Linked DNA regions of Homo sapiens: all the other regions are linked to region 1. Evidence: chromatin loops called from intact Hi-C (ENCODE). Cell type or tissue: MCF 10A. All regions are shown on one strand. Each heading gives the region's core, and the rest is flanking DNA. Links, peaks and the distances in the headings are about the cores only. Region 1 overlaps LOC107985255 (a long non-coding RNA gene). Region 2 overlaps LOC107985255 (a long non-coding RNA gene). Region 3 holds the start of LINC01774 (long intergenic non-protein coding RNA 1774).

Evidence for each region. Hi-C counts contacts between places; a loop is a spot of excess contacts. Peaks named below come from ENCODE experiments on the same cell type or tissue, not always from the same donor. Only the 100,000 strongest peaks of a DNase experiment are listed, where the experiment ranks them.
Region 2: it touches region 1 in a loop (2.9-fold over the local background); 2 of 110 quality-filtered maps call a loop at or near these places.
Region 3: it touches region 1 in a loop (6-fold over the local background); 2 of 110 quality-filtered maps call a loop at or near these places.

Annotation. Positions count from the first base shown.
Region 1 is chr1:209,035,146-209,045,569 of GRCh38, forward strand. The region is part of intron 1 of LOC107985255 (a long non-coding RNA gene); the gene reads right to left. Among named protein-coding and RNA genes, the nearest start is that of LINC01774, 68 kb to the left of the region's middle. In MCF 10A, for the core only: no CTCF peak of the experiment used is centred there; DNase peaks (open chromatin) are centred at 4,376 and 6,976.
Region 2 is chr1:209,090,652-209,101,075 of GRCh38, forward strand. All of the region lies in intron 1 of LOC107985255 (a long non-coding RNA gene), which reads right to left. Among named protein-coding and RNA genes, the nearest start is that of LINC01774, 120 kb to the left of the region's middle. In MCF 10A, for the core only: a CTCF peak has its summit at 3,953; a DNase peak (open chromatin) is centred at 5,640.
Region 3 is chr1:208,971,870-208,982,293 of GRCh38, forward strand. LINC01774 (long intergenic non-protein coding RNA 1774) reads left to right here and starts at 585. Exons shown (of 2, transcript NR_146915.1): 1 at 585-907; 2 at 3,167-3,438. All of the region lies in intron 1 of LOC107985255 (a long non-coding RNA gene), which reads right to left. In MCF 10A, for the core only: no CTCF peak of the experiment used is centred there; DNase peaks (open chromatin) are centred at 5,342, 6,192, 8,112 and 8,942.

The DNA of each region.
Region 1 (10,424 bases), core at 1,369-9,368:
ATCCTCTGAAATCCAGGTAGAGACTCCCAAGCCTCAACACTTGCACTGTGTGCAACTGCAGGCTTAACACCACGTGAAGCCACCAAGGCTTATGACTTGCACCCTCTAAAGCAGCAGCCTGAGCTGTACCTGGGTCCCTTTGGGCCACAGCTGGGGCTGGAGTGGCTGGGATGCAGGGAGCAGTGTCCTGAGCCTGTGCAGGGCAGTGGGAGCCCTGGGCATGGCCCATGAAATCCTGGCTCTGTCACTTAACAGCAATTGGATCTTGAACCAATTGTTTAACTTCCACAGCCTTAAGGTTTTAAACCATGTAATGGGGATAGTACTTCCCTTTCAGGGTTATTGTGTGGAATATATAAAATAGTAACAGCAAATAAAAGTAAGCAGTCATATTGCATGCCAGGAACATTCTGAACACTCTACATTTACTGATTCAATTAATACTTACAACAACTGTATGAGGTAGTGTACTATTATCTCCCCTTTAAAGATAAGAAAACTGAGGTATGTAGAGGTTAAGTAATTTGATCAAGTTTATTCAATCAGTAAACAACAGAGCTGAGCTCAGGCATTTTGAGTCCAGAATCTATGCCCCAAATTGCTTTGTATAGGACCAAGGAAGAGGTCAAGAAACAATAGTCATTATTTTGCTGCTGCTGCGGTTGTTATAAGGCCAAATCCATGTGATTTGAGGACACTAAAATAGTACCGTGCCTCCAAGTGATTAATTTTATGGTTAGGGGTAGATTAAAACACAGGGGCTAATATTTTAAAATATTTGTTCAGCATTTACATAGAGGAAAATCTGCATGCTGGACTGGACAGTATGGAGAAGTTAAACCAAAGACAGCACTCAATGTGTTTTCCTATTGTCCAGGACAATTCAGCCCTGGTTGCAAACTTGAGAAATCCGCCAAGCAAAAAAAAGTTCTGTCGTCATGTGCATCCCTTCTTAGAGGTTGTGTGTCAACTGTCTATTGTTCATGTCTACGCTCATTCCAGGCGTCTTGTCATCTTTCTTCCAAACACATTTGATACTATCCCAGACAAGTATTCTGTTAAATGCCACTTATGCATCTGGTAACATTTGTAGGAGTGTGACAGTGTGCCTGATACACTTGTTGCCTGGGTAGCTGCCTAGCTGGCCTGCTCCTTAGTACATGCTGAAGTTGATCCCCAACCTAGGCCTCCAGGTAAAGTCTGAATTCATCTAAACAGTGGAAGAGGAAGGACAGCACTCAAATCCTGCCGCACCCTATACACACAGCACATTAGGTGCCAGCAACTATCTCCAGTGAGGGCAGATAATTTGTCAGATTATATCGAACACAGAGTTAAAAGTTGGGGTATTGAGTGGGGAAGTGCAGAGGAAAAGATGGAAGATTGAGGCAACTAAGCTGGAAAGTCCTAAACATCAGCAATTTTTCTTTTTTTAACAATCTGAAAATTTTTGGCCGAGGAGCTAGAAGCCTTTATTTCATATCTCTTTCAGAGTTTAAAAATCTTCACATCTACCCATTCCATTTGCCCAAAGAAAAGGATGCTTTAAGTGACTAAATGACAAGAGACTGCTTATGTTCCTTCTTAGGGCCTGGAAGTAACAATGCCAGGGCTGTCAGCAAAGCCTAAATGAGTCCATCTTTCCTAACATGGACTTGCGGCAATTCTGTCATGGTAGTTTACATGTGTGTGATTGGATTGACTACAAGGTTTGAATCATGTCTCTCAGTGAATGAGGATTCAACCTAAAATATGAAACCATTGTAAACTAAACAGACCATAAATTAAAAATTTTACTTACAGGCATTTAGAAATTAATTCTCATGTGCTCAAGTATTTTCATGTTTATGCTACATTATGTGATAAAAACCTATTTTTACTAACCTATTTGGCTTATTAGCAGCAATTTTCTATTAATGAACACCAAGCTGGATATTCCTTGGAGGCAAAGAGTGCACTGGATTCTCTCTATCCCAAGGTACAGACACATAGTAGATACTCATAGTAGATACTTAAATGTTTATTGGATAATAGGAGGAATTATTGTCTTTTCTTTTGTATGCAATATATTTTCAAGCGGTTAAGTTGTAATCCTTATAAAATATTGCTATTCAGATTTTCCATGACATCATATTTTACTTTAAGCTGTACTCTACCCTGCCAATATTTTCAAACAGTAAACTTTCATAGAATTTACACAACTACTTCAAAACTTAGCAATTAAATTCACTTTTATTTCTGTAATAAGAGAATATAGACTTAAAGAATTTGATGAATAAAGTCATAAGGATCCCTCCTCCAATTGATTCCATTATTGGCATTTTATAGGTAAGCTGGGTATCTTCAGGTGTGTTTCTTCCCCATGGAATTGTTTGCCCTGTGGCACTGCAAGCCTGGCACTCATTGCTCTTTAGCAAAGGGTTAAAGCAGCCATTTGTTCTCAGAGCATTTTGTTTTCCCCAAGATTTCCATTACTGCTATAAATTTTTCAGCGTGGCTTTTATGTAAATGCAGCAAGAAAGGCAAGACAGAAAAATTTATTTGTAAGCTTTAGGGGGAAAAATGAGGAATCTGAAACTGTTTATTGAAAATAAATGAATATGGAATGTAGAATGGAGGCCAAAGAAGAAATGAATATTTTGTCTAAGTACCACTTGAACAAAACCCCAGAGTAGGAGGTGGAGGCTAACATGGACTGTTTCTGGGGCAACCAAGCATACTTTTGGCTGCAGACAGGCCAAGGTCAAAATCCAAAGTCTTACTCAAAGAAGCCGTAGATCCCACTGAAAGCCAAATCCTGGGCTGGTGGTCAGAAAACTCTGAATTGGTGTGTGTCCTGAAGCAGGTCATTTGATGTCCTCGATCTGTCATAGAAACATTTCCATACCCCACCCACACTTCTGATAGGATGCTATTTTCAGTACTCCCTTGAAAGCTGAAAGTGGGTATTATTCATATCTGTATACTCAAAAACTTCACACATAGGCAGTCATTAATTCATTATGTTACATGGAAGAATTTGAGAACCTTTAAGTATGAAGTGCTTTGTCAGTACTCCGCTTTTGAATATAGGTTATATTATCATTCAGGTATGGCGACATCAACAGATCGGGAGATGACTACCAGTGGAAAGAGTTTGCTACTCACAGATCCCAAAGAAGGCGCATGCCACATTAAGGGGTAGGGACAGGTGGGGAAGGAGACATACAGGAAGGCACCAAGGTAGCTCAGGAGGCAGAGGGAATGAAGGGAAAACGTGGGCAAAAGCCTTTATTGTGGTTTCCGTGGGAAGAAATATGTGAGGCAGGATAAGGATGCTTAGGATTGGCCCATCTGAATAATTTTAATAGGTTCTGGGGAAGAAGGACTGTTCCTGTTAGTCTGGTATCTGGCCCCAGGGTGATTAGAACAGAGATAGTAGCCAGGAATGTGAGAGCCTAATAGAATAGAGGTGACTGGATTAAAGTCATGGGTTACAGAACAGTCCCTCCAGGACCAGCAAGTCCCCAAGATGTCAAAGCATAAGAAAACAAAAAGGAAGATTAATATACTTTGCATATACTCTTTTTAGGTAAACATCAAACCTATTTTACTGTATATTTTTATAGGACAAAAGTAAGGCTCAACATGATTTGAAACTGAGCCGTGGTTACATGGTAGTTGGAAGGACCAAAATTGACAACTAGGTTTCTATAAATCCAAAGGGCATGTCTTCTAGTTCTGACATGCTGCCTTCTATGTCTACTGTTTCCAGTTTGGATTGCAATATACCTCTCCTAGCTACAGGCACATAGCTAACACACACACACACACACAGACACATTCACACACACATACTCATTCACATATCAGTCTAGAATTTCTAGACTGGCAAGATAGTTCTGACAATAACCCAAACTTTAGATTCATATGGTGGAAGGGAGATTTGTATGGGAATGAGGATATTTAGCAATTAATTCTGTTTGTCACCCATATGTTGTGGACCTTGAAAGGTCATTTGGCCCACGAAGGCTGAGCACAATCCTTTCTATATAGTAGATAGTCAAATACTCTCCAAATTGACTTAGGTCTTAGTTTCCTTCCCAGTAACAGGAAGAAATTAAAATAGATATGTTTCAAGGTGATTTATATTATTAAAAATAATAATCCTCTGATATGTTACAATGCCTGAAAAACCTAATATTTTACCTGAAAGAAGACTCAACCAAAAATTATATTATCCCTGCTAGCTTATCCCCCTTCCCTGCTTATAGATCAGCAAGATTGGGTAAGCTTGGTTTCATCAGGCCAGAGTTTATGACTAAATGTGTGAGACATCCTGGGCTGTTAGGAATGAGTCACTTGGGCAGGTGGGCAGCCCGGGTGCAATCTCACCAGGAGCCCCAAAGCCTGCTTCTGTAAGAAACACTGCTACACATGCGATTACAGGAAGTAATTTGGCACTGAGCAGCCCTATTGAGTCATCACTCTTGTTCTTATACGAGACTCGATATTTCCTCTTTTTAATTAAAAAAAGAAACATGCTGGCATTCCATAAATAACATCAGTGATGCAAAAAAAGGCAAGGCACAAAGGAAGGAGAAACTGGAAGAGCCTAACCTTAGCCAGGCTTCGTCTTCCTTAAACTGTCTCCTCTGTCCTCAGCTCAGCAACACCCACAGATCACTGCTGCTGGACAGCGTCTACCCCTGCCCTTGTGGGAGCTAAAGGGATGAAGGGAGGACAAAAAAGGGGGGGACTTCTTTCAAATCTTGTGCTAATGGAAATAGAAAGAAAAAACCATTGATCATTTGAATTGGAACTTGCACTGTCTCTGTGTTACATCTTTAGGATGAGTTTGGAGACAGAGCAAAGGTTAGGAAGTGAGAAGTTGACTTTGGACTTTTTTTTTTTTTTTTTTTTTTGAGACGGAGTCTCACTCTGTCACCCAGGCTGGAGTGCAGTGGCATGATCACGGCTCACTGCAAGCTCCACCTCCTGGGTTCATGCTATTCTCCTGCTTCAGTCTCCCAAGTAGCTGGGACTACAGGTGCCCACCACCATGCCTGGCTATTTTTTTTTTTTTTTTTTTTTTTGTATTTTTAGTAGAGATGGGGTTTCACCGTGTTAGCCAGGATGGTCTCCATCTCCTGACCTCGTGATCCACCCACCTCGGCCTCCCAAAGTGCTGGGATTACAGGCATGAGCCACCGCGCCCAGCTGACTTTGGACATTTTTATTGCTGTTGAAGAGTCAATGGGGCACAATCCAGTGTAAAAAATCCCAGAGTTTTATCCTAACTTTGCCATTGTTTTTCCTTTATGACCTTGGGCCAAAACCTTCACCACTCTGAGCTTTGATTTTTATATGCATTATACAAAAGGCTAATCCTGAGTCATTCCTTTGCTCATTCTACAGTCACTCTTATGTCTTTGACTGTGTGCAAAGCACGGGGCTAAAAGTTTCCTTTAGGGAACTCAGGGTCTTGAGGGGATGGGGTACAGTCTATGAGACTTTGTGCACTTTCCTAATGTCCTAGTGAATTACTCACTCGAAAGAGGCTGTATGATTCGGAATCCCTTCCAGATTTCTTGGTCTGGGATCTGTGAGGGAGGTGACTTTGTTAATTCTCTTGGGCTCCCAGCAATGTTTTGAAATAGCAATTCATTAGATCATCTAATCTTTTAAAGTAATGAAACCTTTCTAACAATAGACTCATATGTACAATTCCAATACATAAATCCGTCAGTAATAAAGCTGCTTTGGCTGAAACTGAGGCAGAAGGTGTGGAGCTTCTTGCTTGAGCTGTCTCTGGAACACCTTCCTCTTAATCCTTTGGCACTGTAGAATACAATTTTAAAACCATTGCTTTATTACCTTTCAAAGAAATTTTCAAGTGAACAAAGTTCTCCAAAATAAATAGAGCCTTGGCACCTGAAGAAGGATGAGTTTGAGCAACATACATGGTTCTCAGCCCTTGCCCTACCTTTTGTTTCTCTGGTGTATTGGTGGAGGCCCATGTCATGTGTGAACTGATTCACAGGACCTCAAGACAAGCCAAGGGCCTAAGAACCAAATGGTAGAGGTTCAGCAGGAAAGTTGTCTCTGTGCCATGGGCAGGAGAGGCCCCATTCTGCCAGCTTAATCCTCAACTCCCACATGGTAAGAGCAAAGCAACAAAATGAAGTCTGCCTTGGTTTTATTGAGAAAATGGCCCAGGAGACATATAATAGAGATAGGTCGGAGGTATGAGAACAAACCATTTCCTACACTCTGATTTCTTTGAGGGAAAGATCCATGCCAACTGTATAATTGTTCCTAGAGAGGTATATGTAGTAAATGGAGACAATATGTATTATTGATGGGATAAATGAGTTAATTAATAATACATGTACTCTGTTTCAAAAATATTATAGAAAAATCAACGAATTTGGATGGTATCCATCCACAAGGTTAGAAAAAAAAAAAACGTTCTCAGCAAACTATCGCAAGGACAAAAAAACCAAACACCGCATGTTCTCACTCATAGATGGCAATTAAACAACGAGAACACTTGGACACAGGAAGGGGAACATCACACACTGGGGCCTGTCGTGGGGTGGGGGGAGGGGGGAGGGAAAGCATTAGGAGATATACCTAATGTAAATGACGAGTTTATGGGTGCAGCACACCAACATGGCACATGTATACATACGTAACAAACCTGCACATTGTGCACATGTACCCTAGAACTTAAAGTATAACTAAAAAAAAAAAAAAAGAAAAAAGAAAAAAAAACAATGTATTGTAAAATTATAAATTTGGGGCCATGACATATTGATCTTTAAATGCCAACATCTAGCATAGAGTCTAGCACATAATAGGCTATTTTAGACCAGTTAGGCTGGTGTGGTGGTCTTTAATGATACTCTAAATGCACAGTAAGATTGTACTTTCTGTCCTTGATTGGGGTCATATGACCAAATCTGTCCAATGAGTTGTGGGTGAGGAATGACGTGTGTGACTCTCAGGCTGATTGTGCAATGGCTGATGTAAGACTCTCCAGGACTCTTTTCTCTGTATCAGACTGACCAGTAATAATGCAGACGGTGGCTGCTCCATTAGTCTGGGTCCCAGAGAGAGGGTAACAAAGTGGGTACATAGTGGAGAAGATTCCTCAGACAACCTTCAATGATCAAGTAATATGAGTAAGAAACATTTGTGGTTTAAACCGCTGGGTTTTTAAGAAACCACATTATAACCTAGCTTATCCTAATTGATATAGCTAGGCTACAATAATAAATCGATCCAAGCACTTAATTGCTTAGTAAAATAGAAGTTTAATTTCTGCTCACTAACTGTTCCATGTTGGTAGGTGGGAGTTGAGGGCACACTGGTCTATAGTTACTCATGATCCAGGAGGATGGCCACTTTGCCATATTAAACGGTTTTCAAGGTCACTCAGTGGGCTTCCCCATTTCAGTTATATCATTTTACAGTCTAGTCACGTGACTACACCTAATCGCAGAGAAGGTGGAAAAACATATAGCTGTGCCCAGGAGGAGGAAGTTGATTTTGGTAAACAGCAGTATTTCCCACATAGGGATTCAATAAGTACTTGTTGAACAGAATAAATGAACATACATAAATGCAAACGAAAGGCTAGGTTGCTAAGGGCTTTTTGAGTTTACAGACCACTGAATCATTTTATCTAAGCAGACATGTACAAAACCATTCATGGCACTACAAAACCCTTCACAGCCTCTATTCTCTAACCTAGTGTATAAGTTTCTACTTTTTTGAACCCAATCTATACTTCATGACTGTCATATGCCTAGAGTGATATTCAAAATAGTTAACTTATATGACATGGGCTCTGTCCTGTCAGAACAGATTTTGCCCAGTGAATAAGAATGGATCCCAATTGTAAATACTGGTAGAGTAGTCATATTAGGTGAACGTGAGATCTGCCTCTCGCCACAATGACCACGTTGTCCAAACCAAAGATCAGGTCAGAACATGTAGTCTATCAAGTGTCAAGGTTGAAATATTAAATCATATAAATATTCAATTCATTATATTAAAATATATATTTACATAAAATTCAAACTGTCCAAAAATATCCAGGATGAATGGCCGTCATGTTCATACAGGAAATTGGAATCCTTGTACTTCCCCAGCACATAGCATATAAACAAAAGGTATAAACAAGAGGCTATGGAGGGAGGTAATCAGAAAAGATTTCAGAGGATGGGTGGCATTTGAGCTAATTTGGAAAGGTAAGCCATATTTTGACAGTCAGAGATGGTAATGGTAGAAAGGACTTTCTAAACAGAAATGCCAGCATATGAGACGTTTTGATTTTGCCTTTCTTGTGGCATTTATTCTGGTGTATTTTATATTCAACTTTTGTGACGATTTGTCTTATCCTCCCTGCTAGATTGTGAGATCCTTAAGGGCAGAGGAGAACTTCATTCTCTGCATCTCTTCTGCTTTCTGCAATGATCTATGAATCATAGGTATCTACTAAGCATCTATTGGCTATATAATAAAAGGTAGAATCATTCAACAGGGAATGAAGTAAAGTTAAAATACGGTAGCACAGTTTTAGCAAAAGAAAAGCCTTATTTAAGAATTCTGTACCTTCAGAAGTCAACCTTAGAGATCCATGCAGTTGAGGCAGAAAATAGCCACTGTCCCAGGTCCTTCCTTCCCACTGCTTGTATCTACCCCCTATCTTTGAGCTGTTTGTCAGTTTCTATCAGGCTTGCTCCCATGGGCACCGTCTTCCTCAGACGCTGGTTTACCTTATTTGTCTCCTGGTCAACCTCACTCACTTTCTCTATTCTCTACAAACTCTAGGCCTCCCTGCTTTACCTTTTCCTCTCCTTGGCCTCCTTTTTCCTGTCCTTTCTACTGATCAATGCATTTCTGGTCATACTGGCAGCTGGATCCACTCTTCATCCAGCTGGGTCCAGCTATCTCATTCTTGTGGTGTTTCTGAACAAATAAATTAGAACTTGGGAAAAGAGAATTAAAGGATGCAATTATTTCTACTTTCAAAAAGCCTTTGACTAAATTATATACTAAGTGATATTTTTTTCCTAACAACGTCACAGAATTAAAGAGATATTTTTTCTTCGTAGCTAGGGAACTGGCATCGATCCAGGAATGAAAGGATTAAAATAAATGGGCATGCTATGACAGAATGCTAAGAGTAGGATCACCAAGATATTAGATTCTTGATCACTGATATTTAAAGTTTTGGCCAATGAAGAACAAGAGGGAATATCCAGTTAAATTTTCAAGTTTGCAGATAACAGAGAATTTATCCACATGGGAAGAGAAAACTCCTGCGATGTACTTCCAAAAAACATCAGGAGAAACCAAGTGGAGGTAAAGAGGTGCAGGTCTATTTTGACATGAACAAGAATAAAGCGATGACTTAAGAGAAAAAAAAAATCTACCTATACTCAAAGGACACAAAGCTCTTAGTGATCATGAGAACTTGATAAGAGGATTTAGAAGACATTGTAATCATTCCCTGAAGAAAGCCTATGACCTTTAGGGGCAAGAAGATATTGAAATAAGACAGAAAACATTGCTGCACCCTTGTACAAGCCATAAATATTCCACTCTTGGAATCCTGGATTCAGCTGGGGCTGCCTAACCTGTCCTCATTTTATAAACAATGAAGTAACACTGCAAAGCTCCAGAGAAAACAACAAAAATTATCAACAGGATGCAATATATGAAAATGAATCAGGAAGATTAGAACCACGTGGAAAGAAAAAAATGTCGAGAGGGGATGTGTTTTGAATCCTTTAAAAGACTAGAGTTTAAAAGATGGTGTCATATAAAGTATCTATCAACTGTAAAGTGTATACATGTGAAGCATGACCTACTGAATCTTAAAAATATAAAACTGAAACCAGTATCAGTGTTTGTCAATATTTGATTTTTCATTATTTCATTCTCCTGAAGAGTTATTGAGCACCTACTATATGCCAAGCATTCAACTCGGCTCTCAGAATACCTAGATAAATAGGATGTGGTTCTGCCCTTGATGGGAAATTTAATCAAAGAGAGAAAACTACAGAAAACTAGGCATGATTGCATTATTTGAAGCATGTCCTAATGAGAGAAAAGGGTCACTGGACTTCACAGTGGAAGTGACATTTGATCTGGGATTTGAAGAATGAATACAATTATGTCATCAGGCAAAGTGGAAAATAATATTTCAGATACAGAAAAAGAGCATTAAAAATATACGGAGATATGAAAACAGGTGGTCTATTAAGAGATATGTGAGGGACTAAATGGGAATTAGCAAGTTGGGCTCCATCCCAGGTGAGAAGAGCCTTTGAAAGCAACACCAAGAGGTTTACGAGTGGCTGAGTCATTTGAGCTTTTAAGGATTGAAATAACACAATCAGATTGGCATTTCAGAAATGTAGCTCAACATT
Region 2 (10,424 bases), core at 955-8,954, 55 kb after region 1:
TTTCAAGAAGAAAGAAAATTATATTAGATTTAATCTACTGAAAGGAATGAATAGCACCAGTATGTGGTAAATATGGAATTAAATATAAATAACATTTTATTTCATTTTACAATCTTTTAAATAGTTGACAAACTAAAGCAAATATAGTAACAACATAATGTATGATTGTATCATAAGTAAAAGTAAAATAAATGACAAAAATTGCAGAGAAGACAGGAGAGGTGAGGGAACTATAACACTGTTAGGTTCTTACACTACACATAAAGTTATTTACTTAAAAGTATAATGTGATGAGTTAAAACTGTATATTGCAACTCTAGAGCAATCACTAAAATTATAAAACAAAGAACTGTGAGTAATAAATTCATAGTGGACATAGAACGAAACTATTTTTAAAATTTAATTAACCCAAAAGAAGACAGAAAAAGAAAGAAATAAGAACAAAGAACAGATATGACAAATAGAAAATAGCAAAGTGGTAGATTTAACCCAACTATACTGATAATTACATTAAATTTAAATGAGTCAAACTTTTTAGTCAACAGGAAGAACTCGTGAGAATGTATAAAAAAGCAAGACCCAATTATATGCTATCTATAAGAAACCTATCCTGTATATAGAAACTTTTGTAGGTCAAAAGTTAAAGGGTGAAAGACATCCTATACAAACACTAGTGAAAAGAAAGTTTAAATTACTACATTAGTACAGACATACAGACTTCAGAACCAGAATTTTAACCAGGAAAATGGAAGAATAGGTTATAGTTATAACAGAGTCAATTTATCATAAGGACATAATTTTTCTAAATGTATGCACATAACAACAGAACTTCAAAACACAGCATGCAAAAACTGGTAGAACTAAAAGAAGAACTACAGAAATCCACAATTATTGTTAGAGACTTCAACACTCTTCTCTCAGTAATTAATAAGCTATCTAGTTACACACACACACACACACAAATTTAGGCATATAGAAGAGATGAACAATAACATCCACAAACATGACCAATTAACATCTATAGAATACTCTACCCAACAGCAGTATAGTACCCATTTTTTATGCAGACATGTAAAAACATTCACCAGATAGACCATATTTTGAAACATTTATCAAATATTTTGAGAAAATTAAAAGCTTGTGTTCTCTGACTATTGCAGAATAAAAATGGAAACGAACAGCAAAGAGCTAGCTAGAAAGAGCCAAAATATTTTAAAACAAAAAATACAGTTCTAAATAACACGAGTAAAAGAAGAAATTAAAGAGAAAATCAGAATATATCTTTGAATGTATGAAAATGAAAGTGAATATATCACAATGTATTTGTGGGTAGAACTTTATAGAAAAGAAAGAAGCCTTAAATCTATTGTCTAAGTTTCTGTCTTAAGAAACCAGACAAAGAAGAAAACATTGAAGCCAAAATATCAGAAGAGTAAAACTAAAAAAGATGAGAACGGAAATAAGTTAGGTTGAAAACAGAACTTCAGCAGAGAAAAATTCAAGAATCATAAGCGGACCCTTTGAAAAGGTCAGTATGATTAATATGCCTCAGGGATTGAACTGTCAAATATGGTAGCGACTGGCCTGGCCACATGAAGCTATTGAGTTGTAGTCAGAATAAAGTAAAATATGCTGTAGGTATGAAGTACCTACAGCATTTTGAAAATTTCTAGAAAAAAATATGGGAGAAAATCTCTGTGTCCTTAGGGTAAGAAAGGTATCCTAGGACACAAAAAAGGCCAAACCACAAAATTTAAAAATTGATAAATTAGATATCCAAATTTTAAAAGTTTACTTTTCAAGCTTTTGCTCTTCCAAAGAAAATTTTAAGAAAATATAAAGGTAAACTGCAGAGGAGCAGGAATATTTGCAAAAAAAAAAAAAAATTGATAAAAGAGGTGAATCTAAAATATATTTTAAAATTTTTAATGGTTATTAGAAGATAACAGAAGACAACCCAGTTTTAAAATGGGCAAAATATTTGAAATTATTTCACCACATAAGGTATAGAGTACATATAAGCATATTATAAGTTGTTCAATATAACTAGTGAAGAGGAAAATGAAAATTAAAACCACAATGAGCTATCAGAATATACCCACTAGAGTGGCCAAATTTAAAAGACTGAAAACACAGAGCGCTGGTGAGGGTGTGGAGCAACTGAAACGCTCATACATTGCTGATAGGAACACAAAATGTTGCGGTCACTTGGGGAAACAATTTGGTAGTTTCCTATAAATTTAAGCGTATGCTTTTTAACACAACAAAACCATTCCACTTTGAGATTCACCCAAAAGAAAGGAAAACATGTATGTACACACAAAGACTTCTCATGAATGTTTTAAGTAACAGCTCTTCAGCCAAAAGTCCCCAGTAACATACCTAGAGCTAAACAAGCTGAGTTTATTACTCATTGCAGTGAGGGAGAGCAGATACCATGGGGAACCTTGGGTGTCTCAGTAAGAGGGCATTAGAAAGAAGAAGCTATTGCAGGATTTGGAGTTTGCTTGGATGATTTGTTGGGCAGGCTAAGGAAGTAGGAGTTGACTCTAGATTGGGGATCTCAGAAAGAGAAGGAAATTCTATGATTGGGTAATTCAATAAATCTTATCTAAGGGAGCATGCAGCTGCAATTAGTAAAGATGTAGGAGTTATTCATTTTAGCCAAGAGGGGATGTTTAGTATTTTGTGGATGGCACAATGACATTGTTTCTGTTTGTGCTTAGACAAAATTATGAGGTGGGCTTATGAAGTGGGTTTGTTTTTGCTTTGTTTTATCATGGTCTCAGAGTAACCATATCTGAGTTTAGATTTTGTGAGATTGTTTGCATCCAATAGGAAAATAATTCAACCTAGCTGTAAGCCTCAGGCCAGCTTTCAAATGTCAGAGGATAACTTTTTCTTTTTTCCTTTCAGTCAAAAACTGAAAACAATCCAAATGTTCATCAACTGGTGAATGTATAAACAAATTGTGATGTAGGTGGGAACTTTTGGGTATGTGAAAATGGTCTATGTCATGATTGTGTTGGTAGTTTTGATTACAAACATTTCTCAAACCTCATCAACTTGTATTCTTGAAGTTGGTGAGTTTTATTGTATGTAAATTTTATCTCTATAATCCTGATTTAAAACATATATATTTGCCCTCCTTTTAGGGTAAAAAATGGTTCAGTTCTTAGAAACATTCTAACCTATCTCTTGCTTCTAAAGGTGAGTAAAAACATGTCAATTCCTTCTAATTAGTTAACCTGCCCCAAGAGTAGAGAGAAGTTTTCTAATACAGAGGGGGACAAAGTTGGTTTCTTAGTGGATCCCCCCAGTCGTCAAGGGACACTTTACTACTTTTCTTTCCCCAGAATTGATCCTGTCAGTGGCCCCAGTATTCCAATTTTCATGGCCACAGCTCTGAGTATCCCAGATATGAATATCCTGGCTCTGATGAAATAAAGGTCAGCAAACAAAACACTGGGAAATTATCTCCCTTCTCTTGACTTCAGTTCTTACCCTAAACAAAGGGAGATGGGTGGATAACAAGGATTTTTCATGGTACTTCCAGCTCTAAAAGTGTACTATACAATGCTGCCTTAGATATTCAGTGTATATTGGTGTGTGCATGCATAAATATGTTGTTAATAATGTGGGTTGAACAAGAGAGAGGTGGACGCTACAGAGTTGACAGATTATTTCATCTAGTTAAAACAGCAGAAGTCTGAATGATTTATGGGAATTCTTCAGAGTGTATAATGCTTATTAATTTAATAAAAATGGTTATTGCTTATAATAATGGAAACTACTTAATAAAAATAAGATGGAAATATCCTTAAAGTAATAATTTGATTTCAGCTCTGATTCTTCTCATGTTAACTTCTCTGGCCAAAACTCAGTTTCTAACACTAGTGCTACCATTTGACTCCACCAGAGGGGTCTACTCTGAGCCCCACAGTTTAGCAGGCTCCTCTCTGTCCTACTCTTCCAACTGCTCTCCACTCCATGGAATGAAAAGTCCATGGGCAGAAAGGACATGCCTACCCAGTGACTGTGGTTTCCCTCCCACCTCATCCATCTAGACCACACTCAGAGTACCTAGACCCCACAATCCCCTGCCCAATCAGCTTGGAGTTCACTGCCAGCAGCTAGGTAGGTTTTCTCCCAGGTCTTTCTGTTTTCCCATGCCTCAGATTGAGGGGAAGAAAGAGGTTTAGTGATGAAGATTGGACACAGCTTGATTATACAGACTGTGGCCTTCACATGCATGCTCACTGAGGCCCTTGTGATGCAACTCACAGACAGCAGTGGGAAGAAAAAGAAGGGTCATAGGTCAGGGACCAGGTGTCCCCATGTCCCCATGCTACCACGTTCAGCAACAGAATTCTGAGGAGTCTAAGAGTTCTGCATGCACACTGGGGAGTAAGGCTGTTATAAATGTCAATGTAGACATTTAGAACATAACTTATTTAACAGTTAGTTGGTTTGATTTAAAATGTTTAAATAGGTAGACATATGGAATATGAGCCTCCATTTGGTACTTTTGCCTTGGGGTTCTGTAACCATTAGGAGCAGGCCTGTTCAGAACCAGTAGACAGGTTGAGGGTGTTTACTTGCTATAGGCAATGTACCTCAGCCTGGGCTTACATAGAAATGTCTGAAGTGCACCATCTCTGTGCCATTGACTCCCTTCCTGTTATTGAATGCAAGAATTTAGACCATGATTTTCAATGCTCTGAGTCCCTTCTATTTATCATTCCACTTAATTTAAAACAAAATAAGTGGAAGGATTCTCATTATAAACTCTGATTAGTGGTATATTTAATATATACTGACCTTAATTTTCTACCACAGAGATTAGTTTAGGAGAAAGCCAAGTCTAGCATGAAAAGATTGGGGAAGGGAGGTGTTTTCAAATGAGTTCAAAAAAAAAAAAAAAAAAACCATTAAAAGTAATTTTGAGCTGTACCAGTTAAATTGCTAGCCAGGAAAGGGGGCAAATAAGTCAAACAGAAAACAAGCAGATAATGAAGTACTTGGAGAATTTATAGGATACAACATTTACCAGAAATAGAAAAAATACATAGGTAAAAAAATAAAAGCAAGGCCTATTCAGCTTCGTAAGGCCAGCTTTGATTAGTTCTCAGGCTTTCCACTGGAGAGAGAGAAAGGGGTGTGTGTGTGTGTGTTTGCACGTGTGCACACGCAGGCGTGTGTAAGGATGAAAAGGGCACGGGGGGAAAAGTCCCTGCAAACAGCTCCTTGTTGTTTGCAGAAAGTAACCTGACCCATCAGGTTATCCCCCGTGGTGGTCATATTTTCATCTAGCTCCCTTATTGGGAAACAAAATATATCTCACAAGACATTCTCAGCCTCCCTAGAACTTCTGGTGTCATCAATTTGCCTTCAGAGTCCTGCAGGGTTAAGAAGAAAGTGTGGAAGTCTTGCTACAGCAGAGAGATTTAATGATTAACTGTGGGGTTGACAGGTGTCCAGAACACCCAGTAATCTTGACATTTTGATGTCAAAATAAACTTACTGGAAGCAGGTATGTGGGTTTAAAAGACATGTCCATATGGTGTCTGCTTATTTCACATGAGGAGTCATTTTTATGATCTATAGTGCGTTTCCAAAATACTTAAGCCATGACTCAGAGACCCACTCAGACTGGGCAGACCAGTGCCAGTAGCCCACAGGCTGGGAGCAGGTCCCTGGCTGGGCTAGATCAGGGAGGACAGGCAGAAAGCCTTTAAGTGCTGCAAGATCCTGTGTTCTACCGGCCTCATGGGGCATTTAAAAAACATGACACATCTCATTAAAATCAACTTTAATTTGGTGGATATAAGATTTTGCGAATGCTATTAATCCACTCAACCACTGAGTGTAATACAGTGGGAAAGCACCAGGCAGGGATCAGGAGACTTGGCCCCATCCAGCTGAGTAGGTCACTTGCCTTCCCCACCCCGGCCACCTACCTAGGGCTAACTTTAGATGACACTGAGGCATGCCCCAGGAATTGAAAAATGAGGGAAACAAGAACAGTTGTTGAAAATGATTAATTTCACACAAAGTATATCAGAGTAGAAATCTTTAAAATGGTCTGAAAGGGAGTCTAATTTCCTGGATAGTGTCCATTTAAAAGATGAGCAATGAAAATATAGAACACAGGGAAACAGAGCCGTCCATCTGAGTACTGCTCAGTGGAGAAAGCGCTCTGAAGGGTTAATGGGGGTTTGAGGCACCTGGCAGGTGGACCCCTGTGTAGGGAGGCGCTGGGCAATATTAAACCTGGAAGACCCACAGACACTTCCTCCTGAGGCTAAGCTCCACAAGAACCCTCCTAATTACTAGTTGGCTTCTCATGTAGCTTATCTAGAGGAAGAAATTATGTTGGCCAGAAAATGCAAGTGTAGTGTCACCTTGGAAGTTCTAGCTGAAATTGTGCGCTAGGCTGGGTGTGGTGGCTCACACCTGTAATTCCAGCACTTTGGGAGGTCAAGGCAGGCAGATCACCTAAGGTCAGGAGTTCAAGACCAGCATGGCCAATATGGTGGAACCCCCTCTCTACTAAAAATACAAAAATTAGCCAGGCGTGGTGGCACACGCCCATATTCCCAGCCACTAAGGAGGCTGAGGCAGGAGAATTGTTTAAGCCTGGGCGTTGGAGGTTTCAGTGAGCAGAGATTGCGCCACTGCACTCCAGCCTGGGTGACTGAGTGAGACTCCAACTCACAAAAAAAAAAAAAAAATTAAAAAATTGTGTGCTAATAAAAATGTTAGTCTCTTGTAAATTTTTTCTGACTTTACCATTTACTAGCTGGTGTCCTTGGGCATGTTACTTTCCTCTAAATCTCAGATTCCTCATCTATACAAGGGAAAATACAACCTCACCATTCTCCTGGGTTTGCTGTGAGAGCTTAGTGATTAAAGCATGTATTTAGCACAGTGCTGGGCACATAGTATTGTCCAATAAATGTCAGCTAGTACTGTCACTGTGTTCTTTTCCCTTCCTCTTTTCTCTTCTGCCTGCTTCTTATCTTTCCACCCATGTACGCTCCACCTGTCTACTCACTCATCTACCCAGCCCAGCCAGCCAGCTAACCATTCAAGTAAATTTAGCAGTCATTTACCATCCAGTAAAATGTTTTAGGGACCAGGGAATGGGCTAGACACTGAAGCTTCAAAGATAAATTATACATAGTTCATTTCCCCAAGGGCTCACTCTCTTCCAAACACTGGAGGCTGCCATCCTCTAATATAAAGAACATGTAATAGGTGCAGCTGTATTGAACACTTTGATGTTATTATCGATGGTGAGTATCAGTCTCCCTGGTGAACTCTAGGATACAGATAAAATTGAGTCTCTGAACCTGTAAAGCTGAGGGATGATCTCCAAACCTTAATGAATCAGCAGTCTTATTAAGCCTTTTAGAAGCCAGGCCTCTCGTGGTGACATTCCTCTGTATTTCCTTTTACTATGATTCCTCCGTGACAACTTCTACACTATGCATTATGATTCAAAATGTTTGCACATGACAAAATCTGGCTTTAGTAGAATATTTGATGTTGGTACCATAACCCTTTAGGCCAGACTGTCCAAGTCCTATGGATAACATATTTCCAAATGTCTATTATTCCCCTTATGTAAGTTTTCCCTTAACACTATTTTCATCCCTGCCATCCCTGGCCCCCTGCCCAGGAGATTAGAAACCATAACACAGCATCTATTCACTATAAGGTGCTGTTGGGACTGAGAGCATTTGCCTTCCTGCAACGATATTAACAAACTCAAAAGTCCTTGAAGAAAAATGTTTCAGTGGTCACCACCTTTACTCGTGTTTCCACCTAGACTCTCTGAAAGACAGGGTGGGAAGAGTTTTCCACAACTATAAATGGATTTGAAAACTCAGTGAAGAAAATTATCTGTCTCTATGGAGAGCCAGGGTGACATGACAGATAATTAGCAGGACGACCTGTTTCTCTGAGATGGGAAGCTTAGCCATATCAAGGACTTAAAGCCCCCAGTCCTTCTTATATCCCCTAGTGAATTCATTCTCTGCAAACAACCAGCTCTGCCAACTGATAGTGACTTTCACCTTGAATCCTTCAAAGTCACCTTTCTTTGAAAATCCCTTCACTATGACACAGAATAATAATAGCTTTGCTAACTTGGCTGCAGTTCATAGGATATGTTGGGTTGGAAGTGAGTTGAAACCCAGAAGAACTGACCTGTCCAACAGGATCAAGCCTTGAATATGGATGTGCCTCATATACTGTCTTTCTTCAAGGGCAATTACTCATTTTCTCCTTTAGAGTATAGAGCCTGAGCAACTAGAGAGTTTTCCTGATATATATTTAAGTGGATAGAGAGTTTAGGGCAAAGTGGGAGAAATGCTTCTCCACTGGTATATTATGCTGAAATATTTTTTGTTGATGTGCAGTGGTGCTTTGTGTAAGAGGAAAAGAGAAATATGTGCTGAACAGGGCAATGGCTTAACAAAGGGGCAAGTTACCCAATCTATTTCCTGAGACCTGGGCTGATGGCTACTGAATTTCAAGGGTGTTATTACTTGTAATCCACAAATGCTCCCCTTGACTAGCCTTAGGGGCCTGTTTTTAAAATAAGCCTCTCAGAGTAAATTGGCATAAGTAGAAAATTTGCCCTTAACTTTCCTTCCCAGTAGGCAGTAATTTCACTTAAATTTCCCATAGTTTTTACTTACATATTAACCAGTTATCAGGCTCGAGGAGGAGGAAAAAGCTTCCAGAGAACTTCACAGGAGAGGCCCAGGGTAAAGGAGAACCAGGAGATCCACCAGAATGGAGAAGCTTGAGAGGACAAGCCCCTGCCACCGAAGAGCTGCCACTGATTCCGAAAACTGAATTTAAGCTGATTCTCTTGAGCAGTTCCCAATCCTTTTTCCTTACTGTTCAGTCTTGTTCCAGAAGTAGCAGACAAGAGAGTGCCAGTGTGTCCTTTCCTATCTCAGTATGCTTTAGGACATCTCACTTCATCAAAATAGCATAGGCCTCATGTAGCTCAGAGGGCTGAAACTGGCATGCGGCAAATCAGGTGAAGAATTGGTGCCATTCAGGTGTCTGCTTGATGCCCAAGCCATAAACATAGAGGGTTTCATCTCCGCCAGGCACAGCCTATAAATAGGGCTGGCTATCTCTTTCCTCCCTATCTCTCCACCTTAGTTTTCTTCTGACTCTTTTTTCCCAATAACAGTAATAATAGCTAACATTTACTGAACACAGTTCATGTTAAATGTGTGCTGAGCACCCGACTTACTACTTCATTTAATATACCCAAATCCTATAAATGCTATCATTTTCATCATCATCATCGTTATCATTAAGAGGTTTACGGACTTGCATAATTACATGGAAGAGTTAGGGTTTGAATCCAGGTAGTTTGATTCAACGTTCACATATTTTACCATCTCACCAGTTCACCTTAGCTCTATGTAGAATGTTGAGTCATGAGAAAAAGGGAGCAGTTTAATTATTCTGGAAGATGTAGGTTTGTTTAAAGCATCGGGTTTTGTGGTAATAAGCTAGAGGAAAGTCAACTGAATTGCAGCATGAAAAATGTAGGTTAGCAATAAAGAAGAACTTCTTGAAGGCAAAGAATATTTAAAATTGCCATTCCATTATCTTTTTGGATCGGTATAAGTCATGAGAAACAACATTAATACATATGTTTTCAGAGTTGTTTAGGTAGTCACTCCTAAAGCAGAAAATCAATCACCGGCACTTTCCAGACACATTAGATTATTGGTGAATGAATTTCTGGTATTAGTGTTTCCGGCTCTGTCCTTTCACAGCACACGCAGGGAAGTACTCCCTTAGCCCATTAGTCTGCCACTTTTTCTCATTCATCTCTGTGCTTTTGGTTGACTGAGAATTCTTAACAAATAGAATGGCTTCCCCTAACTGCCAGTTCACAGATCAATTGGTAGTGGCTGCCTCTATTGCTGAACCGAGAAGAACTGGCAAGCCAAAAGAACGCAGGCTCTATTTCCTCTGTCTGCCATGGACCAAGGAAGAGTGCATTTGCCAACTGTGCGGAGCATAAGTTGCCTCCTTTATAATGTGCAGAGAGCAGATGATGGGGCAATGAACACGAAAATGAGTTGGGGGCCTGAGGCAGCATGTTGGTGGAGTGTGGAGGGAAGAGCTTTGGGAGCCAGACAGACTTGTGTTGAAATCCCTCTAAATCACAAATTAGCTCTGTGACCTTGAATAAATTATTGAAGCTTCCTGAGCCTCAGTTTCCACATCTTAAAAAGCATCCATTTATAGCTACAAAAAAAGGCGTGCAATGAAAGTGACTATTTATATCGTTTTTTAAAATAAATGTCCTTGCCTGATTTTAATCATAATCTGAACTCATTTTATGTTTCTCTATGTATTACTAAATTCCTCCCTCTGTT
Region 3 (10,424 bases), core at 1,622-9,621, 63 kb before region 1:
TAGCCATAAAAGTGATCCTGACTTTTTCATGAGCACAGAGCAGTCTGTGTGAAGGGTTAAGCTGGCTCGATTGGCTACATGTCCTAGTTAGCCGGAATATGGTAGGCGTTCAAGGTCTGTTAAACTGAAGAATAGGATTCTGTATGGCAGATATTAAACTGAGTGTGTTATGCAGATTATCTCATTTATAAGAATCACATAAGGTAGTGATTTGCCTCCAAATTTTTCAGCTGAGATCAAGACCCAGAAAGACTGCCTAACTTGGCCATGGTCCTATAAATAAACTTAGGTTGTCTACCACAAAGACTCCATCTTTCCACCATCCCAAGTTACCTCACATGCTCCTGGTCAGACAGATCATCCTACATTCAAATGAATGTAGATAAAAATGTCTCTGATATATTCTTTTCTTGAGTGAGGGTTTAGAAAAAGTGCAGGTTTGTGCTCAAAAATACCTATGTGAACAAATAGGAAGCAATAAAATGGGGCTCTGTAGCCAATCCATAGTTGGTGATGTAATAATCGCCTTTGTAAATTCACAGATTCTTGTATTTGGACAAACAATTGTTTGACCATGGGAAGATACACTCCCAACATGTAGGTGGCCTCATCAGAAGGTAAAAACTGAAGAAAAAAATCATTCAAACTCCCATATACTAGATCTTTCTCATTTAATCTTGAGGTTTCCATGTTGAGAGGAGTGAAAGGAGATTTCTGTACCCATTAGCCAAGATTGTCTGAAACAAATCCCAGGAAGATGTTTTGAAAGAAGAATACATAAGCCTTATGACTCAGTTCTCAGTAGCTTCTTCAGTATCTTTCTTTTAAAATATCATTTTAAAGTCTTGCATTATAGCACTAAAAAAGCTAAAAGAATGCTAAAATTGCACTAAATCCAACCACGCCAGTAAGTACAGCTATTTCCATTTATTCCTATTAGGAACTTGTGCATTCAAAAACATAATTTTATATCATTTAAACCATAGTATAGGTACAATTAGATTGTTTAACCTAAAATTACACAATAAATATTTTCTGTGTTACAAAATAAGCCTCAAATCTATGATTTTAATGGCTGCATAATATAGTATTATAGTGCATGATATTGTCATCTATTTAACCATTCCTATACTGTTCAAATTGTTTCCAATTTCTCAGTATTGAAAACAATGCTAAAATGAAGACTCTTCATGTCCACAGCTTTTTCCTTCTTTAAGACTATTTTCTTAGGTTATATTGCCAGAAGTATGATTATAGAGTCAATTTCATATATTACAGAGTTTTTGATTCCAACTGATGTATTTCTTTCTAAAAATATCCTACTATTATAATATTGCTGTCTTCTGAGTGTATGTAAAACTTTCACCAAGATCTCACTGTTACTGTTACTGTGCAGAATTCCTATTTGGAAGCCCTAAACCCCAATGTGATAGTATTTGGAAATGAGGCCTTTGAGAGGTAATTAGGTTTCGATGAGGTCATGAGGATTGGGTCCCTATAGTGGGATTAGTGCCCTTACTTCTAAAAATAAAAAAAAATAAAAATAAAAGACTCCAAACAGCTTGCTTCTCTGTCTCCAACATGTGAAGATACAATGAGCAGAGAGCCATCTGCAAGCCAGCAAGACAGCCCTCACCAGAAAGAGAATCTGCTGCCACCATGATCTTGGACTTCCAAGACTCCAGAACTGTGATAAACAAATATCTGTTGTTAAGCCACCTGGTCTATGGCATTTTATTACAGCAGCCTGAGCTGACTAATATGCATTATATTTTCTGTTTTCAAATCTGGTTGGTATAAAACCTTATTCCCTTTTCATTATTTGACTGACCCATTTGAACTCTAATCACATATTTACCTGTTACTTCAATTTATATATAACGTTTCAATGTCTCTATTTGTAAGTGCAATTGAAAGTTGACAGAGGCTTCCGTGGGGATAAAATGAACAGTGGTACAAACTGGCCTTTATGGATAGAGATAGTATCTGTGAAGTGGGGGAGCAGGAGCGGGACAAAGGATTTAACTTATATTTTCTTACCTTATTAATTCATAATTTTTGAGCATCTGCAATGTGGTAGGTATTGTAGTAGGTGCATAGAAACAGAACAGCAGAGAAAAATAGGTTTCCTGCTCTCACATACCTTACAATATAGTGAGGGAATCAAATAAGAAAAAAAGGAAATTATAATACCACATGAGAAGTTTGTGTTGAAAATAAGTTCAGGGACTAAGGAAGCACAGTGAGGGAGGGGCCAAATCAGGTATTAAAAGGGAAAGGAAGGCATTCAGTTAGAGGTGACATCAAAATGGAAACTGGGCAAGCTAAAGTTGGAAAGATGAAGAGGAAAGCAGGGTGTGGTGGCTTACACCTGTAATTTTACCTACTCAGGAAGCTGAGGTGAGAGAAACCCTTGAGCCCAGGAGTTTGAGACCAGCCTGAGCAACATAGCAAGACCCCATCTCTAAAAACATATATACATACATACATACAACATAATAAATAAAACTAGCCAGGTGTGGTGGCACATGCCTGTAGTCCCAGCTACTAGGGAGGCTGAGGTGGAAGGCTTGAGTCCAGGAGTTTGAGGCTTCAGTGAGCCATGATCATGCCACTGCACTCAGACTGGGTGACAGGATGAGACCCTATCTCTAAAAAGTAAGAAAGAAAGATGAAACAGGAGCATGGAAGAAGACAGGATATAATGGGGGGACTAGAGAGAGTTCTAAGTAGAGGCAGATAACATGGGCAAATGCTCAGAAGCAAAAGAGAGCTAGCCTAAGTATGGAAAGGAATACCATAATATGGCTTACCAGAGCTTCCAGCAATCAAATATGGGTGAGATGATTCCCAGATCCTTTATCCCACTCCCGCCCCACACCCTCATGGATGCCATCTCTATCTGTAGAGGCCAAACTGCACCACTGTTCATTTTATCCCTACATAGCAACCTCTGCCAATTTTCAATTGCACTTGCAAATGGAGAAATTGAAAACCTGTGTTGCTTCTGGGTTGATATGGAGTGATAAGCCGGGAGCATCTGACTGGGCATGTTTTTCTTCATGTGTTGGAACAGAAAAGAATCTGCATAGATAGGCAGCATACAACAAATCACAAACCCAGCAGTGACTATAAAAGCATGGTCTTTCTTGTGTCTCCACCCCAGGCAAGCCTGCTCAATTCATTTCTTCAGACATCACTCCGAAATTGCCAGAGTGGTTTCCCACTGACAGACTTCATCGCTGTACTGCACATCTCTTCACTACAAATGGGGAGATGAGACAGAGACAAAAAGAGAAATGGATTTACTGTGCTGGGGAAGTTAAGCACACACTGGGTTGGAATTTCATTTCCACTGAATTAGAAGCTCTGGCTCAGCACGGATGACACAGTGATGCTCCTTTAATAACACAAAATAAATAAAACATGGAAAAGGTTTTCCAGTTTGTTTTGGGGGATGTTCATGCACACATTCTCTGCCTCTCTCTCTCCAGGAACATTGGACACTCTCTTATTGCCTTTGTGCTACTTCAAAGCTGCAAAGATTGACCTTAGCCTTAAATAAAGTCAGAAAATGCTTGAATCCCTGGGGAAACAACCCATAAAGCCTCAACAAATCCATCATTTTATCAAGTCCCAAGACCTGGGGAGAACAGACAACGCATCAAGCTTATAGCACCTTGGGTTGGGTGATCCTTGGGACACATCTGCTCTGTGAGACTAGAGATGTGCCTGAGAGAGGACAGGTAAGTCCTGTCTGAGCAGCATTCTCCTGCGGGCCCAGCACAGCTTCAGGAGCTCCTATGCAGGTCAAGGGTTGTTGTGGTGGTGTGGCCTGGCAAAAATTACAATGTAATTTCTAATCCTGCCCTTTGCTCATTCCAGCCCCAGGGAGGTCACCATTTTTCAGGTGTTCTCACCTTATCTCAAGCTCATTCCCCAACTAGCAAAGGGATTTTGAAAGGCATTGTAAAATACAGTGACTTTCTGGGTTTGGGGTGTTATTTTTTTGCTTTAACATAAGATATCTTTTAAATACTGTATATGTGTTACTGATAGAAGGGTGTTTTATGTAAGGTACTCCTTAAAAACCCAATATTCAACAACTTTCACCAAGAGGTGTACCACTATCACTTACCAACTTTGAGGCACTGCCTCCTTTAACCATTTTCTGACCTTATTTTCTCCCGATATGATTGACCAGGTATTTTGCTGTACTCAACAAGTCCTTTTTTTTTTAAATAGCACTATAACCCTTTCTTGAATTGATCCATTTACATGTCTAACTTTCCTACTAAACTATAAACTACTTGTGGCTGGTTGCATTTTCCAACAATGACCATGAAAGTATCTCTTATTATTCTACAGTGTGACCTGACACACCTTCCATTAAGAGATAGGATCTATGTCCTCTTCCTTGGACTCTAGCTGGGCTTGTGACTTGCATGTAACCAATACAACGCAGTGGAGTGATTCTGTATGACTTCTAAGAAAAAGTCAGAAAAGATTATACAACTTTCTTACAGTTAGGACATCCTCCTTTGGAATCACATAGGAAGTTCGACTACTGCATGGCCACCATGCAGCGAGGAAGCCCAAGCACATAAGAGGCCACATGAATGCTGACAAACAGCCCCAGCTGATGTCCCAGCCCACTGAGTTAATCTACTGCCAGAAATATGACTGCCAATTATACCTTCACATGGTGTTAGCTCTCAGCCATCTGGTCACCCCCAGCCTTGAGTTTTGTCAGCTGAGGCCAGACATTGTAAAGGAGAGCCACACTATCCTCACCATACCCTCTCTGAATTCCTGATCCACAGAATCTGTGAGCAAAATGTATAAAGCATGGCACTTTAAGGAGGTTCATTATAAAGCACTAGTTAACTAGAATACTACCAAGATAGAAACTATACCATCTATGTTTGTATTCTTAAAGTAAGGGTTCAATAAATGTTGATTGTATGAATGAATGCATATTGTTAAACAAACAAAAAAGCATGTGCAATCATGAACCCAGATGTTACATGTGCTAAGAGTAAACCTCACAACAAAGAACATCTTCTACAATGTTAAGCCTTAGGGGAACTGGGAATAAAAGCTAAAATATTATTAGAACTTATCAAACAAATCTGCCTGCTGCTGGTCAGAAATAGGCCTTGCTTTAGGGTGATACATATTTGCAGCTTCAAAAGAATGTTCTTTGTTGATATTTAATAATGTATAGATTCCTCACTTTGCAGTTTATCTTATGGTTTCTTTAATTTGGGTTGGGATTGCAAAGGAGCAGAGTGAAAATCAGGTATGATACATTTCTCATCTCTCTTGGATACATTCCCAGAGGTTCAGACTGAAATGACTCAAGGTCTTTTTCTATAAAAACAATTTTGAAACAGATCACTAACTCTTTGGTATTCACTGATTGAACAATAAAAATATAAGTTTTCTTTTAAAGGGTGAGAGGGATAAAGGAAGAGAAGAAAGAAAGAGATCCAGTTAATCACATTAGTTTCTGAACACATCCCTGTGAAGTGATAGGAATTGAGGACAAAGGAGAGAAACAAAAATGAAAAAAAACACAACTGCCACAAGCAGTTAGGACTACGGTTTTGTTTTGTATTGTTTAAATTTTTTTTCTCATTCCCTTTACCCTGGGCTAATTAGACACTGGACTGCATCTAGTGAGAATGGGCTAGGAGACTTTTGTACTTGGGATTCTGAGTTGGACCACTGCTCCTATGTAAACTTCTGTAACTGGGGCTATGGATTCTGTGATGTTGGGGAACTAGTCTGCTAGGTAGAACAAAGGTTTTATTTGCTGCATGGCAGTTTCATTAAATAAATCATACATTCATGCAGGCAAAGGAAATTAACAAGAAACTTTGCCTAGGAGGTTAGACATATTCTGCCGCACTTCAAATAAACTGGAGTGCACTTTGCAATTCAGAAGATGTATATATGCTGGAATGTGCAAAGGCAACACTATTTTATTTACACATATATATAGTGATAGCTGTATACAAATATTTGTGTACATATATGCATATGCATACAAATTTAATCTTTATGTGTATATACATTTTTAATCTTCTTTACAATGGAGAGCTAAAAAAAATCTGTATTTCTTATGCTTGCAACACACCACAAGCCTGTGAATCATCTTTGTTCCTTTAACAGTCATCTAAGTGATGATGGGAGTTGTATGTGGTACTAGGAAGGCAAGGAAAACAAAACATGAATCCTGTTCTTGGGCACCTCAATTCTAATTGGATAATGGAGAACACTCAAGCTGGCCTTAAGGCAAATTGTAAATGGCCTTAAGGCGATATATCCCGTGATATCAGAATTGCAGTTAACTCAGGAAGCATTTTATTAAGCACCTATTATTGCCAGTACTGGGCTTAATGTTGGAATTACAAAAAGGATTAACAAAAGCCCTTCCCTCCAATACATTATAATACAAAAAAGGGAAATAGAAATGCAAACAAATAATTGTAATCCAGTGGGAGATGTGCAAGAATAGAAATTTGCATAACATGGAAGTCAGCATGCAGGAGGAAGGGATTAACTTTGACTGGAGTGTAAAAGAAGAGAAAGAGATGGCTGAAGGCATAGGAAAGCCTCAGTAGACAGTGACATTGAAGCTGGGTTTTGAAGAATAAATGGAAGGTTCCAGGGGGAAATCATTAGTGAGATATTTCATGTGGAGAAAGCAGGATATGAAGTGATATAGTGATACTATTTTACATAGCATGCTTTGTTCAGAGAACTTCAAATATTGTTCATCATTGCTGGAGTGAAAACAACGCGTGAATATGGCACAGGTTGAAGGCAAAGAGAATAAAGGAGAAAAGAAAATGAAGTGAAGTAAGTGGGAAAAAGGGCTGGAGAAGTAGGGAGGAAGGAAGCCATACATTCTTCTGAATGTAAATAGATGAATGGTAAAGCAGTGGATGAAGAATGTTGACTGTGATACCCATTGATACGGTTTGGCTCTGTGTTCCCAAACAAATCTCATGTCAAATGATAATTCCCGTGTGTCGAGGGAGGGACCTGTAATCCCCATATGTTGAGGGAGGGAGGTGACTGGATAATGGGGGCAGGTTCCCCCATGCTGTTCTCATGATAGTCAGTGAATTCGTACAAGATGTGATAATTTTATAAGGGTTTGGAAGTTTCTCCTTTGTTCTTTCCTGCTGCCTTGTGAAGCAGGTGCCTGCTTCCCCTTCTGCCATGACTGTAAGTTTCCTGAGGCCTTCCCAACCATGCCGAACTGTGAGTCAAGCTTCTTTCCTTTATAAACGACCCAGTCTTAGGGAAGCCCTTTGTAGCAGTGTGAAAACAGACTAATGCATCCATAAACAATCTTTCTCCCTCACCTTCAGGTAGCAAGGAGTTGGAATGCATCGCTAAGAGTTTGAAAACCAGTAACTCTAGAAGAGTGAGAAGCAGCAAGATGTTTATCCTGAAGAAGAAATGATTTAGTTCAACAACGTTGCTGTCTTCAAATATTTTCAGAAGAGCAATTAGATTTATTTCAGGCACCTTTAGAGGGCCGGACTAAGAATAATGAGTGAGAAGGAAGTCAAACGTACTTTGACTCCATAAAAGGCAGAACTTTCTAACAGTCAGAGCTGTCCAAAGATTTTCTGGGCTATGTTGAAAGTTGGTAAGCATCCTATAGCTGAAGTGTTCAAGCAGAGGCATGCATGTTCCAACTGTCAGGGATGTCGTCGAGGCAATTACTACTTTGAGAACATGTCACCTTTTTTCCCTAAGGTTACTTCCATGTCCAAGATTCCATGATGAAGGTCACAAACACAAATATATTTAAATATACTTAAGGATAACATGAATAAGTAAAGTGTTCACATGAGAAAATAGGGAGTTCAAGAGGTTGTGGCTAACTGTACACAGTATATAATAATGTTCACATTTCTTTAAAAAAAATAAAAGAAACTATATAGAAGTCAGACAAAACCAGTCTGTGGACCTAATTTGACCTGCTGGCCTTCAATTTGTACTTTCTATTTTACAAGTCTTGAGGTCTAGGTTCTGGTCTAAGTTCTGTGACTCATTGGCTTTCTATAATCCTTGATCCTAGGCCAGTTCTCCCATTGTAGATCAGTTTCCTCATCTCTTCCATGAGGGCCATAGATAATCTTTGAGTCAGGCCTCAGCTCTGATTTTTCTCCCTGCTGCAGGCAAAAGCAGATATCCAGGAGGACAGAATACAAGCTTGGTAGGCAGGAAGCGTTACTCTTGTGTGTGTCTTTACTGTTTAAAGTGTACTGTTTACTTACAGAGCTTTGTGTCAGAATGAATAGAGATGAGATCTTTGTAAGTATGGACTATGTCTTAATCATCTTTCTTGTTCCTTTATTCTATTTTTACTATTAAAAGTATAGTAAAATATACAGACAATAATCAACCCATGTACCTCCCACCAGAATATATTGTCATATGTGCATTATCTTTATATAATAAATATTAAATATGTGACTAAATCCTGGTATGTCTCTGAAGTCTTATTCACTTCCCTCCCTCTCCAGAAGCAACCATTGTTAAGTAAGTTTATGCCCTAGACTCACGTATTTCTACTTTGAGTACCATAAACAACACATAGTATTTTTTATGCTCTAATAACTTAAATAAATGGTGTAATATTCCACATATGTATAAGGACTACATAGTACTTCTTTCATTCAATAGTACAATCTTAGAGATCCATCCAATTTGATGCATACAAATTTAACTCATTAATTTTAATTGCTAAAGAGCATTATATCCTACTAATACATTGCAATTTATTTTTTTTGCTCCCTACACTCTTTCCGGTTCTCTATTTATAGTTCAAAATCACATTGAATATCCTTATACATGTTTCCTTTGCATGTGACTATATCTGGAAGGTGAAATTTCTGAGTCATCAGGTACATGCTGTGCCAATTTTACTAGATGCAGCCAACTTGTTTCCAAAGTGTGTGTACCAATCTATACTCCCTTCAGCAGGATATATGAATCCCCCTTTTTTGTCAAATCTGGTCAACATTTGGTATTTCTTAGACTTTTAAAAATTTGCCCATCTGATGGTTGAGAAACCTCACTGAGGTTTTAAATTGCATTTCCCTGATTAGTGAGGTTGAGCATATTTTCATATTTATTGGCAGTTCTGGCTTTCTCTTCCATGAATAACCTGCTGAAATCTTTTGCCTTCTGTTCAATTGAATGATCTGTCTTTTTCTTTTCTCTCTCTCTTTTTTTTGGAGTTACACTCTGGAGCCAATCATCATGAGTTCCCATTATAAATGTGCCGCTTTATAGCTATGTGTACTTGGCGATGTGACTTAACCTCACCATGGCTCACTTTCTTCAGCTCTAAAATGGAAAAAAAAAAGTAGTATCTCATAGGATTATTGTGGCAGTTAAGAGAGTTAATACATATTAACCTGTTAGAAGAGATCCTGGCATATAGTAACTGCTTAATAAAGGTTAGCTATTATTATCATCCTCAAGGAGGAAAAGTGTTCTTTATGTATTCCAGACTGATTCTTTGTCTATTAAGTATGTTACAAAAAATCTTCTTGTCTTTTAGGTTTGTAAACTTTTGTCATGCATGTATTTGAAATTTTAGTGTAAATTTATCAATTTTCTTTATAATTTGTTCTTTTTTCTATGTAAACATATTTTTCTTCACAGGATCATAAAGTTGTGCTCCTGTTTTAACTTTTACAACTTTTTTTTTAATTTAAGCCTTTATCTACCTTTGTTTTTATATAGAGGTAATTCTCTAATTTTCTTTTCATACAGATAAATTTTTTGGATTTTTGGGGGTTTTTTTGTTTGTTTGTTTTGTTTTTGTTTTTGTTTTTGTTTTTTTGAGATAGAGTCTCGCTCAGTCACTCAGGCTGAAATGTAGTGGTGCAGTCTTGGCTCACTGCAACCTCTGCCTCCCAGGTTCAAGTTATTCTCCTGTCTCAGCCTTCCAAGCAGCTAGGACTACAAGATAGAGCCACCATACCCAGAAAATTTTTATATTTTTAATAGAGATGAGGTTTTACCATGTTAGCCAGGCTCATCTTGAACTCCTGGCCTCAAGTGATCTGCCCACATCAGCTTCCCAAAGTGCTGGGATTACAGGCGTGAGCCACCACACCTGGTCTCATACAGATAACTATTTAAATAAATTTTGATTTGTGAAGCCACTTCTCTCATAAATCAAGTTCCCATATACCCCAGGGTCTATTCCTGAGCTCTTAAGTCTATCTAATTAACATATTTTTAACCCTGTAAAATACCACACTGTTTTAATTACTACAGCTTTAAATCAGTTCTTGAAATTCAGGAGAATAACTCCTCTTAGTTCTTGTTCTTTACTGTCCTGCCTATTCTTGAACATTTACTCATAAACAGGAATTTTAAAA